Linked DNA regions of Homo sapiens: region 2 is linked to region 1. A link is an interaction called in ENCODE POLR2A ChIA-PET data of the cell type or tissue named here. Cell type or tissue: PC-9. All regions are shown on one strand. Links, peaks and the distances in the headings refer to the core of each region. The heading gives the core; the rest is flanking DNA.

Region 1 (7,439 bases), core at 2,566-5,065:
GTCTATTCTTGATCCCACATTGCATTTGGTTTTCTTGTCTCCTTAACCTCCTCCGATCTGGAACAATTCCTCCGTCTTTCCTAGCCTTTCATGACCCAGACACTTTGGAAGAGGACTGCTCTGCTATTTTGTTGGGTGTTTCAACTTGGGTTTTTCTGATGTTTTCTCATGACCTGATTGAGGTTATTCATTATTTGGAACAGTGCCACACAGGCAGCATGCCCTTCTCAGTGCGTCATTGTGGGGGTCTGTGACATCAATGCATCATATTTCCGGTAATGTTCACCTAGATCACTTGGTTAAGTTGCTGTGTGCCAGATTTCTCCACAGTAAAGTTACACTTTTCCCTTTGTAATTAATGGCTATCTTGGGGCACTCCAGGCCAGGAGTTTGAAACCAGCTTGTGCAATGAAGTGAGACCCTAGCTCTAAAAAAATAAAATAGAAACAAATTAGCCAGGTGTGGTGGTGCACACCTGTAGTCCCAGCTACTCAGGAGGTTGAGGCAGGAGGATCGCTTGAGCCCAGGATGCGGAGATTGCAGTGAGCTGAGATCGTGCCACTGCACTCCAGTGTGGGTGACAGAGCAAGAGCCTGTCTCTTTAAAACAAAACAAAAATGCTACCTTTGGGGAGAAACTTTGAGGCTATGCTAATATCCCACATCCCGCTTTTCCTCAAACTTCCACCCACTAATTTTACCATCCATTGGTGGCCGGGTCTTGTCTACAGCAGTTACTGCTGTGCTGTTTCCCTGATGGCAGTTTTTGTGTGCCTCTCATTCCATCTACATTTATTAATTGGAACTCTTCTGTAAGGAAGACCTGTCCCTTCCCCCTTATTTCTTTATTTAGTTACTAATTTATATCCTATGGGCTCATAGATACTTGTTTTAATCTAGCACATTCCTTTTTCATGTGATAAAAGCTCCCAAGTTCCAAGTAAATTCCTAGCATTGCCTCTCACACAGCAGGAAGAACGGCACTTTTCCTACGTGGTAACCAGGGCCTTAGGGAACTTGGAAAGAACATGAACAGGTTTCGTTTGTTCATTCATTTATTTTCCTTCACTCAGCAAATATGCATTTGAGCACCTACTATCTGCTTCTAGGCACTAGGGATTCAGGAATGAAAAAACAAACTCCTTACCTTAAGGGAACGGACATCCTACTGGAGAATAAAACAGTAAACAGATAAAAAGTGAATATAGGGCTGGGCATGGTGGCTCACACCTGTAATCCCAACACCTTTGGGAGGCCAAGGTGGGCGGGTCACTTGCGGTCAGGAGTTCAAGACCAGCCTGGCCAACATGGTGGCCGTCTCTACTAAACCCCGTCTCTACTAAAAATACAAAAAAATTAGCCAACCGTGGTGGCACACACCTGTAATCCTAGCTACTTGAGAGGCTGAGGTGGGAGGATCGCTTGAACCCAGAGGCAGAGGTGGCAGTGAGCTGAGGTTGCGCCACTGCACTCCAGCCTGGGCAACAGAGCGAGACTCGGTCTCAAAAAAAAAAAAGAAGTGAATATAGGATAAGTTGGATGTATATAGTGTACATAGGATGTATATAGGAGTATATAGTGATGAATAAAGCAGGGAAGGGGACTGGCCTCACAGGGCAATTTTCGGACAAGGTGGCCAAGGAAGGCCTCTCTGAGGAGGCCCTGAATAGAGGAGGGAGTGAGGCGGTCCCCAGCCTAATTCATCCACAGCCATCCGGGAGATCACAGTCAAATCATCTCCCTTCTGAACACAGTTTCTGTGAAAAGGAAATGTGTTCCCTCTCCAAGGGGCAGCCCTGCTCAGCTGGAGCCAGTCTTATCCCTGAGTATTGCCAGATCTGATGTTCCCCGCAATAGAAAAGGAAAGTGAAAAATTTTTTGCCAGTCCATTGAACCCAAATTATGCAACGTCAGATAATGAATGACTGTGACTATGTTTTGTTTTCATTGTGTTTATTTTTTAAGTTTGCTTTTCTTTGTAGCAAAAGATAGCAATTTTTCATTTTTAGTGGTGATATGGATTCTTTTTAAATATATAAAGCTTGAACATCACTTGAGGGCTGGGTGCAGTGGCTCACTCTATAATCCCAGCTCTTTGGGAGGTCAAGGCAGGAGAATCACTTGAGGCCAAGAGTTTAAGACCAGCCTGGGCAGCAGAGTGAGACTCCATCTCTACAAAAAATGTTTTAAATAGCCAGGCTTGGTGGCATGCACCTGTAGTCCCAGGAACTCGGACGGCTATGGCAGGAGGATCACTTGCGCCCAGGAGGTCGAGGCCATGCTACTGTACTCCAGCCCCGGGCAATAGAGCGAGAGAGATACGTATGTGTGTGTGTGTGTGTGTGTGTGTGCGTGTATGTAAATAATTGTACAGATGGGGAGTAGATACAGCTGAAAAGGAAGGGTGGAACACAGCGACTGGGCTTGGTAAGCACTGTATGGCTCAGCCACCCACTGTTTTTCCTCTGGGTCAGGGGTTCTCAGCAGCGGGCCTGAGCTGAAATTGGCAAACAATTACCATGGGTGTGCGCCTTGAGCCATTTGCATCATGGTATGTGCATTCGGCCAGGAATGTCTTCAAGTTTCAGGAACAGAAACCCCCGCTCACTGCAGCTTGATTGAATGAGGGCTTATTTCTCGCTCACAACAGCACACCTGGAGGTGCTTGGCTGCCAGTGTTAGTTTGGTGGCTGGGCAGTGTCAGGGCAGAGCCGCTTTGATTCTCTTGATCTTTCCCCTCATGGACACATCGCTCCTGCTGCCATGTCGCATAGCCTCCCCTAGCTCCAAGGAAGGTGGCAAATGTTATTTAACTTTTCAGCCTTTCCTGAGGAGGAAGCCAGAGAAAAAATGAATTGAGAGTATCTGTTGGGGTGGCCAGCCAGCACTGCCTGGTTTCATGGGGAAGGAAAAGCAGTAATAATGAACATTAATGGGTGCTGACTCTGTGCCAAGCCCTGCCGTAAGCGCCTCACGTGCATGATCTCATTCAGTTCTTGTAACTACCCTAAGACGTCACTGCTGTGATATCCCCATGGTAATGATGAGGAAACTGAGGCACGAGTGGTGAAGCTGCCTGCCAGGTAGAGGAGCTGGGACAGGGAGGCATGCAGCCTGGGTCCAGGGCCCCTGTTCTTAGCCACTACACTTTGTTGCCTCATAAGAGGTCCGGGGGTGCGGGGGGTGGGGTACAGGGGACCAGGCTGCTCACTGTCTGGCCTGGGTTTAAATTCTTCCAGCAAGGGCAGAGCCCAGCAGTGTGTTTTGCTTTGGGGAAGTTGTGATCATTAAAAAACTGTCTTGTGAATCACATCCGCCCCTGTGTAACTAACTACCTCCCACTGGTTCAGGTCTAGTCCTCGGGAGAGCACCAGCTGCACGTCTTATTCCTGGCAGCCCTGCAGGGACTTACAAGTGGCTGAGGGAACCCCTCTTGGCCTCCCTTTTTCCAAACTATACCTGTGCTTTTAGTTATTCTTCCCAGGATGAGCCTTCTAGCCTTTTCTTTCTCTGGAGGTCTGCTGGTTGATTGCGCACACATTTGATATGCGCCTCCCCTGCCCGTCCCTGTAGAGTAGTGGGGATGCAGTGGTGACTGGACCAGCCTCATGGCTGGGTGGCTCTGCCCTCATGCGGCTCCCCATCCGGTGAGGGAAGCAGACCTTCAGACCCCAGAGTGGTCAGGTCTGTGATCGGGGAAGCCCAGGGGAGTGGGAACCCAGTGGAGGTGCCTAACCCAGCCTAGGGGTCAAAGAGGGCTCCTGGAAGCAGCTTTTGGGCTTTGGAGGTGGAATAGAGATTCATCAAGGAGCCGTTTCTACCATCTTCTCCACCTGCCTTTCTTCAGTGAAACTCTCACGACAGCTCTCCTTTCTGAACTTCTGTTTCCCTCCTCAGTAAAATGAAAGATTCAGACTTGGGTCTCCATCCATCCTTCCAACCAACCATCATTGATTGGGCACCTCCCATGTTCCTGCTCCTCTTGCTGGGCACGAGGCTTACCCTGGTATACAGTATGTTGGGAAGTTCTGCAGGTAAACAACCCAGAGTGATAAGAGTTCTAATAGGGGAAGCCACGGGGCTGTGGGAACCCCAAGAAGGCACCTAACGGTGACTTGGAGTTTGGGGACAGGCTTCTCCAGGGAGATGAAAGCAAAAATGGGTTGACACGGTGGCCAAGAGCACAGCTTTCCGGAATCCAGCTGACCTGGGGTCTAGTCATAGCTGAGCCCGTGACTAGCCCTAAATGGGCAGCTTAACTGTGGGTGCTTCCATTTTCTCCCAAGGTGGTTGTAAGGATTAAGATGGGATTATGAATTTCAAGTACCTAGGACAGTACCTGGCACGAGAAGTCGCATAATAGATGATAATGAGATGATGATGATGAGATGATGGTGGTGGCGGTGGTGGAGGTGGTGATGATGATAATGAGGAGGAGGAGGATGGTGGCAGCTTGCATTCATTAGCCCTTACTGCATGTTGGAGGTTAGGTGGCTTAGTAACAGCCTATAAGATAATAAGCGTGAGCTGCTGCTGTTGTGATTATTCATTCACCAGACATGTGAGGGGTCGCCCTGCACCCAGCCCTGAGCTGGCACAGGCCTAGGTGTAGCAGGACTGTGTTCTGGGAGCAGAGTTCATACAGCGAAAGCCTGGGCCAGGAATTTCATGGGCCAAGTTGGGAGTTTCTTTGGTGTGTGTTGGAGACCCATGGCTCCTGGCCTCCTGGTCCCCTTTCTTGTTCATTCCTGAGACTTTTCAGCACTGGCCTCAAGAGTGTAGGCTGCCCTTGACCTCTGTGGCCAGAACGCATGGATGCTCTGCTCAGCCCATCAGCCAAGCCCCAAATTAGACCTGACAGTGTGATTTATTCTCTGGGATGGAGCCGGGAGGGCACAGCCCCAGTGGGTGATTCGGAGGGAAGGTTGTCAGCCCGAATTAGCCCAGACCTTTCATGCAGCCTTGCTGGTTCAGCTTCCTCTGGCTAAGAGGGTTTTCCAGGGTGTTGCTGGCTTCAGCACTGCCTCCTTCCCCGTCCCCAGGGACGGACACTTGGCTGTGATCCCTAAGGAGCGTGTGTCCCGAGGGCTGCCCAGGCAGGCCCTGTCTGAAGGCAGTGGAGGCTTTGGGTCATTTCATCTGCCCCCTCAGGAGCACAGAGTCGCAGCTCCGTGGAGTGCTTGGCCCATTCCCCGCTTCTGTTCTTTCACTGAGTTCCGTGCTGGGTGGCTGGTGGCCGTTTCCCTGCTCCACACCTTCCGGTCGGTGATCACAGTGTCTCTGCTTTCTAGCTGCCTTCATTCATTCACAGGAATGCCTCTGATGGGCGAGTTTCTGCTGCAGTAACAAATTAACCCTGAAATCCTAGAGGTTGGACACAACAGATGTCCATTTCTTACTTGTGACATGGGCAGGTCAGGTGGGAGGGCTTAACCTTGTACCTCAGGGACCCAGGCTGACAGGAGCTCCCCCCACTCGCCCCATCCCGGCCTGCCCCTGTCTTGGAGCCTCACAGGCTGCAGAGACACCACAGCAGAAGGGGACGGAGAGGTGCACAGCAGCACTTAGATGCCGAGGCCCAGAAGCCACGTGTTCACTTCCACCTGCACCCAGAACTGTCACACGGTCCTGCCTAACTACAAGGGACTAGAAATACGATACTCAGTGAGCAGTAACTCTCATAGCCACAGTGGACTGGTGGGGTATTTATGCAGCACCTACTGTGTGCCAGGCCTTCTCAGGGCTCTAGAAATGCAGAGGTGTCCCCCTGCCTTCCTGGAGCTCATAGTTTAGTGGTGGAAACAGAATTGAAGTAATTACAGCAACAGCTGTGTGATTATGTCTGCACTAAGTGCTCTGGCAGAGGAGCCCAGAGGGCCGTGACAGCATATCTGAGAGCCCGGACATGTCTTGAGAGGTCAGGGAACGTCTGTCATAAGGACTGACGTTTGGGAGGAGGCCTGAAGGATAAGTAGACCTTCCCCCAGTGGGGGCGAGGAATGGGGAGAGAGTCCCTGGTAGAGGGAACCGCATCAGCAGAGCTCCGGACGTGGGAAGGAGCTTGACTCTGCGAAGGAACTGGAAGAAGACCTGTGTAACTGCAGGGTCAAGAGCTGGGAGAGGTAGGTGGGGGCAGATGGTGCCGGGTCTGGCTGGCGGTGAGGAGGAGGCTGGGACTTGGAACACCTGCCTTTTGGAGCTGTTGAAAGAATCAAATGAGCTCAGTCATTCTCTTAACAAATGCTGAGTTCCCACTCTTTGGCAGGGGGTGTTCCAGCAGTGAACAAGACGACAAATATCCCTGTTCTCAGAGCTGGCATTCGAGGAGCGGGACACAGGCAGTGAACCAGGCAGATACATAGGATAATTTTTACCTGGTGAAAAAAACTGCTGACCAGTAAATAGAGTAAAACAATAAGGAGCGTATGGATTGGAGGCTTTTGGCTCCAGGTAACGGCAACCCCCATTCATGCAGACTTAAGCAGTCAGGCCCCCCACCTCCAAGTCTGAGGGTTCTTTGGACCCTGTGAGCTGGTGACACAGCAGCTCAACAATAGCCTGGGGGACTGTCTGTCACGGTGCCTTCATCTTAAAGCAGGCACCTTCCATGGTCAGAGGATGGCAGGTAGGGATGCCCTGGGCAGTGTCAGGGCAGGTAGCGGGAGATTTTTCAAACTCTGCATGTCCCAAGGATCTGCCACTAGCGTGCCTTGGTGACAGTGAATTATAGAAGCCAGTGTGAGAGTAAGGAGGAAGCTGTTGCTCTAGTCTAGGCTGGAGATGCCAGAGGATGGGGCCAGGGTAAGGAGCATGGAGGGAGAGGAGGGGGCAGGTTCTGGGTACGGTTTGGAGGTAGAGTGGACAGGACTTGCTAATGGCATGGCTGCTGGAAAGGAGTTCTGAGCAGACACACACAGATGTCCACTGTGCACTGTATCTTCCTCATGTAAAAGTCATGTGCAGGCCAGACGAGGTGGCTCATTCCTGTAATCCCAGCACTTTGGGAGGCCCAGGTGAGCAGATCACCTGTCAGGAGTTCGAGACCAGCCTGGCCAGCATGGTGAAACCCCATCTCTACTAAAAATACAAAAATTAGCCAGGCATGGTGGTGGGCGCCTGTAATCCCAGCTGCTCAGGAGGCTGAGGCAGGGAGAATTGCTTGAACTCAGGAGGCAGAGGTTGCAGTGAGCCAAGATCACGTCACTGCACTGTAGCCTGGGTGACAGCGAGACTCCGTCTCAAAAAAAAAAAAAAAAAAGTCATGTGCATGTTACAGTCTGAGAAATCCTACAGGAAAGAAACCCGCTTCTTTGACTATGGAGCACTTTTCTTTTTGAAAGACACCCAGGAACATCTTCTACAGTGTAATTTGGAAAATGTTTAATAATGATTCCCATCCTTGCTGTACATTAGAATTATGTTGGCAACTTTAAGAAATCC
Region 2 (7,439 bases), core at 3,286-5,785, 81 kb before region 1:
TGGGATTTCCAGGTCGCAACCACAGATGGTCACCTCTCATCCAGTGAGCTATGGCTGGAGAATAAGCATGGCCATCCCACCCGTGCCTGTGTACATGCACAGTTTTCATTCAAAGGGGACTATAAGGCCAGGCACAGTGACTCACACCTGTAATTTCAGCACTTTGGGAGGCTGAGGTGGGCGGCTAACCTGAGGTCAGGAGTTCAAGACCAGCCTGGCCAACATGGTGAAACCCCATCTCTACTAAAAATACAAAATTAGCCAGGTGTGGTGGCGCACGCCTGTAATCCCAGCTATTCCGGAGATTGAGGCAGGAGAATCGCTTGAACCTGGGAAGCGGAGGTTGCGGTAAGCTGAGATCCCGCCATTGCACTCCAGCCTGGGAGACGAGAGAAACTCTGTCTCAAAAAAAAAAAAAGTTGGAGAGGGGACTCTAGGAAGCCTGAAAGACCCACTCCCCTGCTGTCCTGGCCTAGGGTACATTTCCCTTTTCTCATATGAAGCAACATCATATCATGGTTAAGAACATGGCCACATTGGCCGGGTGCAGTGGCTCACGCCTTTAATCCCAGCACTTTGGGAGGCCAAGGCAGGCGGATCACAAGGTCAAGAGATTGAAACCATCCTGGCCAAAATGGTGAAACCCTGTCTCTACTAAAAATACAAAAATTACCTGGGCGTGGTGGTGCATGCCTGTAGTCCCAGCTACTCGGGAGGCTGAGGCAGGAGAATCGCTTGAACCCGGGAGGCAGAGGTTGCAGTGAGCCAAGATGGCGCCATTGCACTCCAACCTGGGCGATGGAGCCAGACTGTGTCTCAAAAAAAAAAAAAAAAAAAAAAAAGAGTGTGACCACATTGTCTGGATTCAGAGCTCTGCCACTTGCTAGCTGTGTGACCTTGGACTCATCACCTCACTCTTGGGGCTGCAGTTTTCTCACCTGTAAAATGAGGATGCTAAAGCCTTTTACTTCAGGGTGTGGTTCAGAGCATTAGACAAACTTAGGTAAAGGACTCAGTCTGAGCCTGATACACAGTAAGCACTCAAAGTATTAGTTTTCATCATCATCGTTGTCATCCTTACTTTTCCTTCCTGAGGCCGGATGGTGCTCTACAGTTCAAGATAGGACTTGGGAATAAAGAGCGTAGGATTGATCTCAGCTCTGTGACCTTGCCCAAGTGAGTAACAGCTTTGGTTTCTTCATCTGCGTAGTAAGGACAAGAAAGAGCTTACAGGGCTCGATCATTGGATGTACGTTTGTCGTCTGAGATTTGGGGCGACTGGAAATTCAAGAGATCCCAAGTTCCCTGCTCAGTGCAGCCCCAGCTCCTGATCACACTTGAACGCGAGCTGATGGCGGGCTTGGTTCTAGGGCCTGCCTCGCCTCTGTCATGAAGGCTGCGCGGGGCCCTTCTGTGCCGAGACTGGCGCTTGCTCCCCACAAGCCCGTCTGCTGCTCCCTCCGCTGCGAGCCCTCCCAGGTCTGATCCGCCTGTCCCCAGTACCCCGGCATGCGGCACTTTTCCTTCTTCTCTTGTGAAAGGCAGATCTGGAAGAAGCTTCTGGGGAAATGCTGTGTTTGTGTCTGGTTATATCTATTCCCCAGACGGTGATTCTTAAACCTGGCTGTGGGTTGGCATCACCTGGGGAATCTTGGTAACAGTTGGGATTCTCTGGCTTCACTCCTGGAGCATCTGCTCCCGCAGGTGGAGAGGAAGATCATCTGCTGGTTTGGCCGCCCTACAACCATTCACCATTCTTTTGGGGTTTTCCTGTTGGGAACTGCTCTTCCTCCATCCCGTCCGTTCACTTACTGAGACCGCTGTGTGCAATTTATTATTTACCCCAGGCACTGGGGATATGGCAGGGAATCTGGAATATGCCCTTGAAACTGGAATTGTGTCTGTCCGTTAGATCACAGTACCGTAAGGCTGTCACTTTCTGATTTTTATAATTGTACTGTGATCCAGAGATTCTTCTTAGGAAATACCCACATCTTGAGGGGTTACAAACAAGAGCAAATTAACTGGAAAAGGGAAGCAAACCAGTGTTGGCTGAACAAACATGAAAATGACTACAATGTTTATCTTCAGTTTTGGGAGAATTGTCATGAAGACTCAACCACAGTGTCATCCTTTGTACAGAATAGGATTCTAATCAGGAGACCAGTGCTCATGTGCACAGCTTTGAGTGTGAAGATCTAAAAATTTTAGTTGGTAGGATGATTACAGATTATTTTCATCTTCCTCTTTACAGATTATTTTCATCTTCCTCTTTAAACTTTTGTATATTTTTCACATTTTCTAGAAGGAAGTTTTAGAAACAGAAGTGGGAAAAAAAACAACTTAAAAAAAGCCCCGGGCCAGGCGCAGCGGCTCACACCTGTAATCCCAGCACTTTGGGAGGCTGAGGTGGGCGGATCACGAGGTCAGGAAATAGAGACTATCCTGGCCAACACAGTGAAACCCCGTCTCTACTAAAATGCAAAAAATTAGCCGGGCATGGTGGCGGGCGCCTGTAGTCCCAGCTACTCGGGAGGCTGAGGCAGGGGAATCACTTGAACCCAGGAGGCGGAGGCTGCAGTGAGCCGAGATCACACCACTGCACTCCAGCCTGGCGACAGAGCAAGACTGTCTCAAAAAAAAAAAAAAAAAAAAAAAGCCCCACTGTTGTGGAATGTCCTGGTCTACCTGGTTTGGACTTAGAAATGCCTTAGGAGTAGCCTGGGCAGTTCAGGTCATTCCTTATCTTCCTGCCATAGGGATTGGTTCAAGGAAGGGAGGAGGTGAGTCAGTCCAATCAGAATTAAGACAGGTCTTTCTCTGGAGCTCCCAGGAAAGAAGAGGAGCTTTCTTCCTATGGAGGTGCCAAGTTGTAGAGTGTAAGCTTAATGCTGCTGGGGGCCTGGGGACCATCTTTGCTCAGAGGGTCGAGTGGAAAGGAGATGGAAATAATTCATTACAGACAAATTCTTTGGGTAACTGAACTTCTCAGTAATGGGAGCCAAAACATTGGCCCTTTTTCCCCTCAAGTCAGTTTGAATTGGGTCTCTGCCACTTGCAACCGAAAGAGTCCTAAGTAATACAGTAATTTTAGTGGACCCTAGAATCTATATTTAAATTTAAAAAATTCTCTGCCAGGCGCAGTGGCTCATGCCTGTAATCCTAGCACTTTGGGATGCCGAGGTGGGTAGATCACTTGAGGCCAGGAGTTCAAAACCAGCCTGGCCAACATGGTGAAACCCTGTCTTTACTAAAAATGCAAAAACTAGCCAGGTGTGGTGGCAGGCACCTGTAATCCCAGCTACTCAGGGGGCTGAGGCAGGAGAATTCCTTGAACCCGGGTGGTGAAGGTTGCAGTGAGCCAAGATCGTGCCATTGCACTCCAGCCTGAGGAACAGAGTGAGACTCTGTCTCAAAAATAAAATAAAATATAAAAATAAATAAATAATTCTCCAGAAATGATTTGTATGAATCAGATATTTGAGAACCACTTTGCTAGACTTTCCTGAGTGGCGGTTCTTAGCTTTATGTGATCAACAGACTGGCCTGGGGAACTTGTTAAAATACAGCAGCTCTGTTCCACATTGCTGGAGATTCTGGTTTGGGGCCTGAGGCCTGGGTATCTGCATTTTGAACACCATCCTGGGTGATTGCATACACTTCAGAGTGTGTGTATGCACAGAGGATTCTTGGCCGGGCACGGTGGCTCACGCCTGTAATCCCAGCACTTTGGGAGGCCGAGGTGGGTGGATTACAAGGTCGGGAGATCCTGGCTAACATGGTGAAACTCCGTCTGTACTAAAAATACAAAAACAATTAGCCAGGCGTGGTGGCGGAGGCCTGTAGTCCCAGCTACTCAGGAGGCTGAGGCAGGAGAATGGCGTGAACCCGCATTCTCAGCTTACAATCCTATCCATAGAGGGGGCCCAGGATCCTTCTCAAATGAATGAAAGTAGAGTTTAAGTCTGCAGTTTTTTTCCTCTTTGGAAAAAAACATTCCTTTCCTGCCCATGACCCAGCCTTGCACACTGGCCGCTAAACCTGGCGTATCGCATCATGTTTCAGGAGGAATTTGGTCAGATCTGTGCACTTTATTAGGATAATGGTTGACCCAGTGTGTACCTCCCCAGGTAACTTTGGAAAGAGCTGGATAGAGTTCATGACCAATTCGGAACAAAGTCTGCTCTTAGGAGGAATTTTGCTAATAGTGGGAAATATTCAAGAGGGTAATCACTGACTTAGTTCAAGGTAATTTAAGGTGAATGCATTCCTCATGTGTGTGTGTGTGTATGTGTGTGCATGCGTGCCAAACTTACTTGAGGTGAAGGAGGGGCGAAAGCCCTTTTACTCGAATGAAAGGAAATCTTTTGAATTGACCTATCGGTTCAGAAAATCCCTTTTCAAATCTTCCCTTGAGCAGCTTTGCTTTTGAGGCCCCTGAAAGCTGGGAAAGAAGGGGCTGTGAGGCCTGACTGACTCCTCGCTGCTGGCTGTACCCCCAGGCACGTGTGATTTTGCCATTGTCTGAAATCTTGCTTTCCCCAGAATTTGTGCCCCATGCTGAGTTCCTACAGCTCAGCCACCAGGAATTAGGGCATGGGTTAGCCAGGATTATTCAAATTTAATCTGATCATCGTTAAACATTTTTGCTTGCATCCTCCCCAAAAGAATTTTGATAAGCCCCTGTATACCTCCTTGTACACTGTAAAGCTAACATCTAAAATAAGCTTATGGTAACTTTAAATTTGTCTTATTTGTGGGAGAAGAAAATAGTACACATTTTGAAGGTCGAATGTAATTGAAATATTTTATGATGTGGTTAGATAAAAAAAAGTTTTTACTACCTTATTGAGTAAAGTACACAGAAGCTGAAAGCAATCATGTAAATTTTTCCCTGGGAATTTTTTCTTGGTGGATCTAGAAAAATTCAGTGGTCCTGAAAAATGTTCCCTTTGAACAAATCAGAGCCACTAACCTATACTGCTTTGACATTCATGATCCTACTATGGTTCAGAAAATCCTATTTTTAAAGCCCAGTTTCATGTTTGGCAGAAAGATACTTAAGTCAGGGAAAGACAGGCAAGTCTGGGGGTTTAAGTAGCTTTTTATTGTTCACTAAAGGCTACTTCCCCGAAACCAATATTGATGTTGTGTGTTTGGAGTCCTGGAGGTTTACACACCTCTCGGTCGTGCTCCTTGGGAAAATGGGGGAGTGCACAACAGCGGGTGGGCAGTGGGGAAGGAGACAGGCTGGTTTGCAGCCAGATCAGTTTTAGGAAGAGGAACTTGTGGATGTTGAGGATCTGAACATTGCTTCCCTTGAAAACACTGTTTTCAAGATACTCCTGTATCTGTTAAGTTTCCGTAAACCCCTAGTGATAAGCACATCCAAGCGTGAAGCCTCTCGGCTTTAAGAACCAGGCGGTTTCATATGGAGTGGGAAGTCCAGAGGTGATTAGGTTACAGAAGTTGTCACCACCACCGCCTGTATGTGTGTATATATACACACGTGCCATAAAAGTCACCCATTCAGAATATGCAATTCAGGCTGGGCGCAGTGGCTTATGCCTGTAATCCCAGTACTTTGGGAGGCCAAGGCAGGCAGATCTCTTGAGGCCAGGAGTTCGAGACCAGCAAGGACAACATGGTGAAACCCTGTCTCTACTAAAAATACAAAAATTAGCCAGGCATTGTGGTGCATGCCTGTAGTCCCAGGTACTTGGGTAGCTGAAGCACGAGGATTGCTTGAACACAGGAGGCGGGGGTTGCAGTGAGCCGGGATCACACCACTGCACTCCAGCCTGGGTGACAGAGTGAGATGCTGTCTCTCAAAAAAAAAAAAAAAAAAAAAGGCCAGGCATGGTGGCTCACACCTGTAATCCTAGCACTTTGGCAGGCCGAGGTGGGTAGATCACCTGAGGTCGAGAGTTTGAGACCAGCCTGACCAACATGGAGAAACCCCGTCTCTACTAAAAATACAAAATTAGCCAGGTGTGTTGGCACATGCCTGTAATCCCCGCTACTCAGGAGGCTGAGGCAGGAGAATCGCTTGAACCTAGGAGGCGGAGGTTGCCGTGAGCCAAGATCGCACCATTGCATTCCAGCCTGGGCAACAAGAGCAAAACTCTGTCTCAAAAAAAAAAAAAAAGAGTATGCAATTCAGCTGTTTTTGGTAAATTTGTGAAGCTGCATAACTATCACCACAATCCAGTTTTAGAATATTACCACCACCCCAAAAGATATCCATCTTGTACCTCTTTGCAGGCAGTCCTTGCTTCCACGCCTAGGCCCAGGCTACCACTAACCTGCTCTTTGTCTCTGTAGATTTGCGTTTCCTGAACATTTCAAATACATGCAGTCATACAGTATGTAGTCTTTTCTGTACCAGGCTTCCGTCACTTAGCATAATGTTTCTGCGCTTCCTCCAGGTGATAGCTCATATCAGTCGTTCATTTGTTCTTATTGCTGAATAATATTCTATTGTATGGGTAAACCACATTTTGTTTATTCGTTAACCATGAATGGATAATTTCATTACCATTATTCGTTAATGGATACTTGGATTGTTTCCAGTTTGGGCTAGTATGAGTAGTGCTGTTATAGACATTTATGTTCAGGTCTTTGTGTGGACATGTTTTCATTTCTGCTCAGGAGTGGAATTACTGGGTCATTTGGTAACTCTGTTTAAGTTTTTAAGAAACTGCCAGATTGTTTTCCAAAGTGGCTGCGCCATTTTCATAGATAGGGTCTCATGATGTTGTCCAGGCTGGAGTACAATGGCTATTCACAGGCGTGATCATGGCGCACTACAGTATCAAACTCCTGGGCTCAAGCTGTTTTCCCGCTTCAGCCTCCTGAATAGTTGGGACCACAGGTGCGTGCCACCGCCCCTGGCTGGGGTCCAGTATTTCTTTATCCTCACCAACGCTTATTGTTACAGCCATCCTGGTGGGTGTGCAGTGGTATCTCATTGTAGTTGTGATTTGCATGTCTCTGATGACTAATGCTGTTGATCATCTTTTTATGTGCTTATTGGCCATTCGTGTATCTTCTTTGGTGAAATATGTATTTGTATTGTTTGCCTATTTCTTAATCTTGTTATTTCATTGAGTTGTAAGAGTTCTTGATATGTTCTGGATAACACTCATCAGATATGTAGTTTGCAAATATTTTTTCCCAGAAAATATTTTTATTTTTTTAGTCATGCCTTTGGAAGTATAAAAGTTTTGTTTTTTTTTTTTTTTGAGACTGAGTCTCACTCTTGTCACCCAGGTTGGAGCAGTGGCACAATCTCGGCTCACTGCAATCTCTGCCTCCCGGGTTCAAGCAATTCTCCTGCCTCAGCCTCCTGAGTAGCCGGGATTACATGCACACGCCACCATGCCCAGCTAATTTTTGTATTTTTAGTAGAGATGGGGTTTCGCCATGTTGGCCAGGCT

Evidence for each region. Peaks named below come from ENCODE experiments on the same cell type or tissue, not always from the same donor. Only the 100,000 strongest peaks of a DNase experiment are listed, where the experiment ranks them.
Region 2: POLR2A ChIA-PET joins it to region 1 with 13 read pairs; 7 of 35 experiments call an interaction of 5 or more read pairs at or near these places.

Annotation. Positions count from the first base shown.
Region 1 is chr19:38,031,350-38,038,788 of GRCh38, forward strand. The region is part of intron 2 of SIPA1L3 (signal induced proliferation associated 1 like 3); the gene reads left to right. Among named protein-coding and RNA genes, the nearest start is that of SIPA1L3, 130 kb to the left of the region's middle. RefSeq lists an enhancer at 5,696-6,197. In PC-9, for the core only: no CTCF peak of the experiment used is centred there; no DNase peak of the experiment used is centred there.
Region 2 is chr19:37,949,259-37,956,697 of GRCh38, forward strand. All of the region lies in intron 1 of SIPA1L3 (signal induced proliferation associated 1 like 3), which reads left to right. Among named protein-coding and RNA genes, the nearest start is that of SIPA1L3, 46 kb to the left of the region's middle. In PC-9, for the core only: no CTCF peak of the experiment used is centred there; a DNase peak (open chromatin) is centred at 4,553; H3K27ac peaks cover 1,512 bases.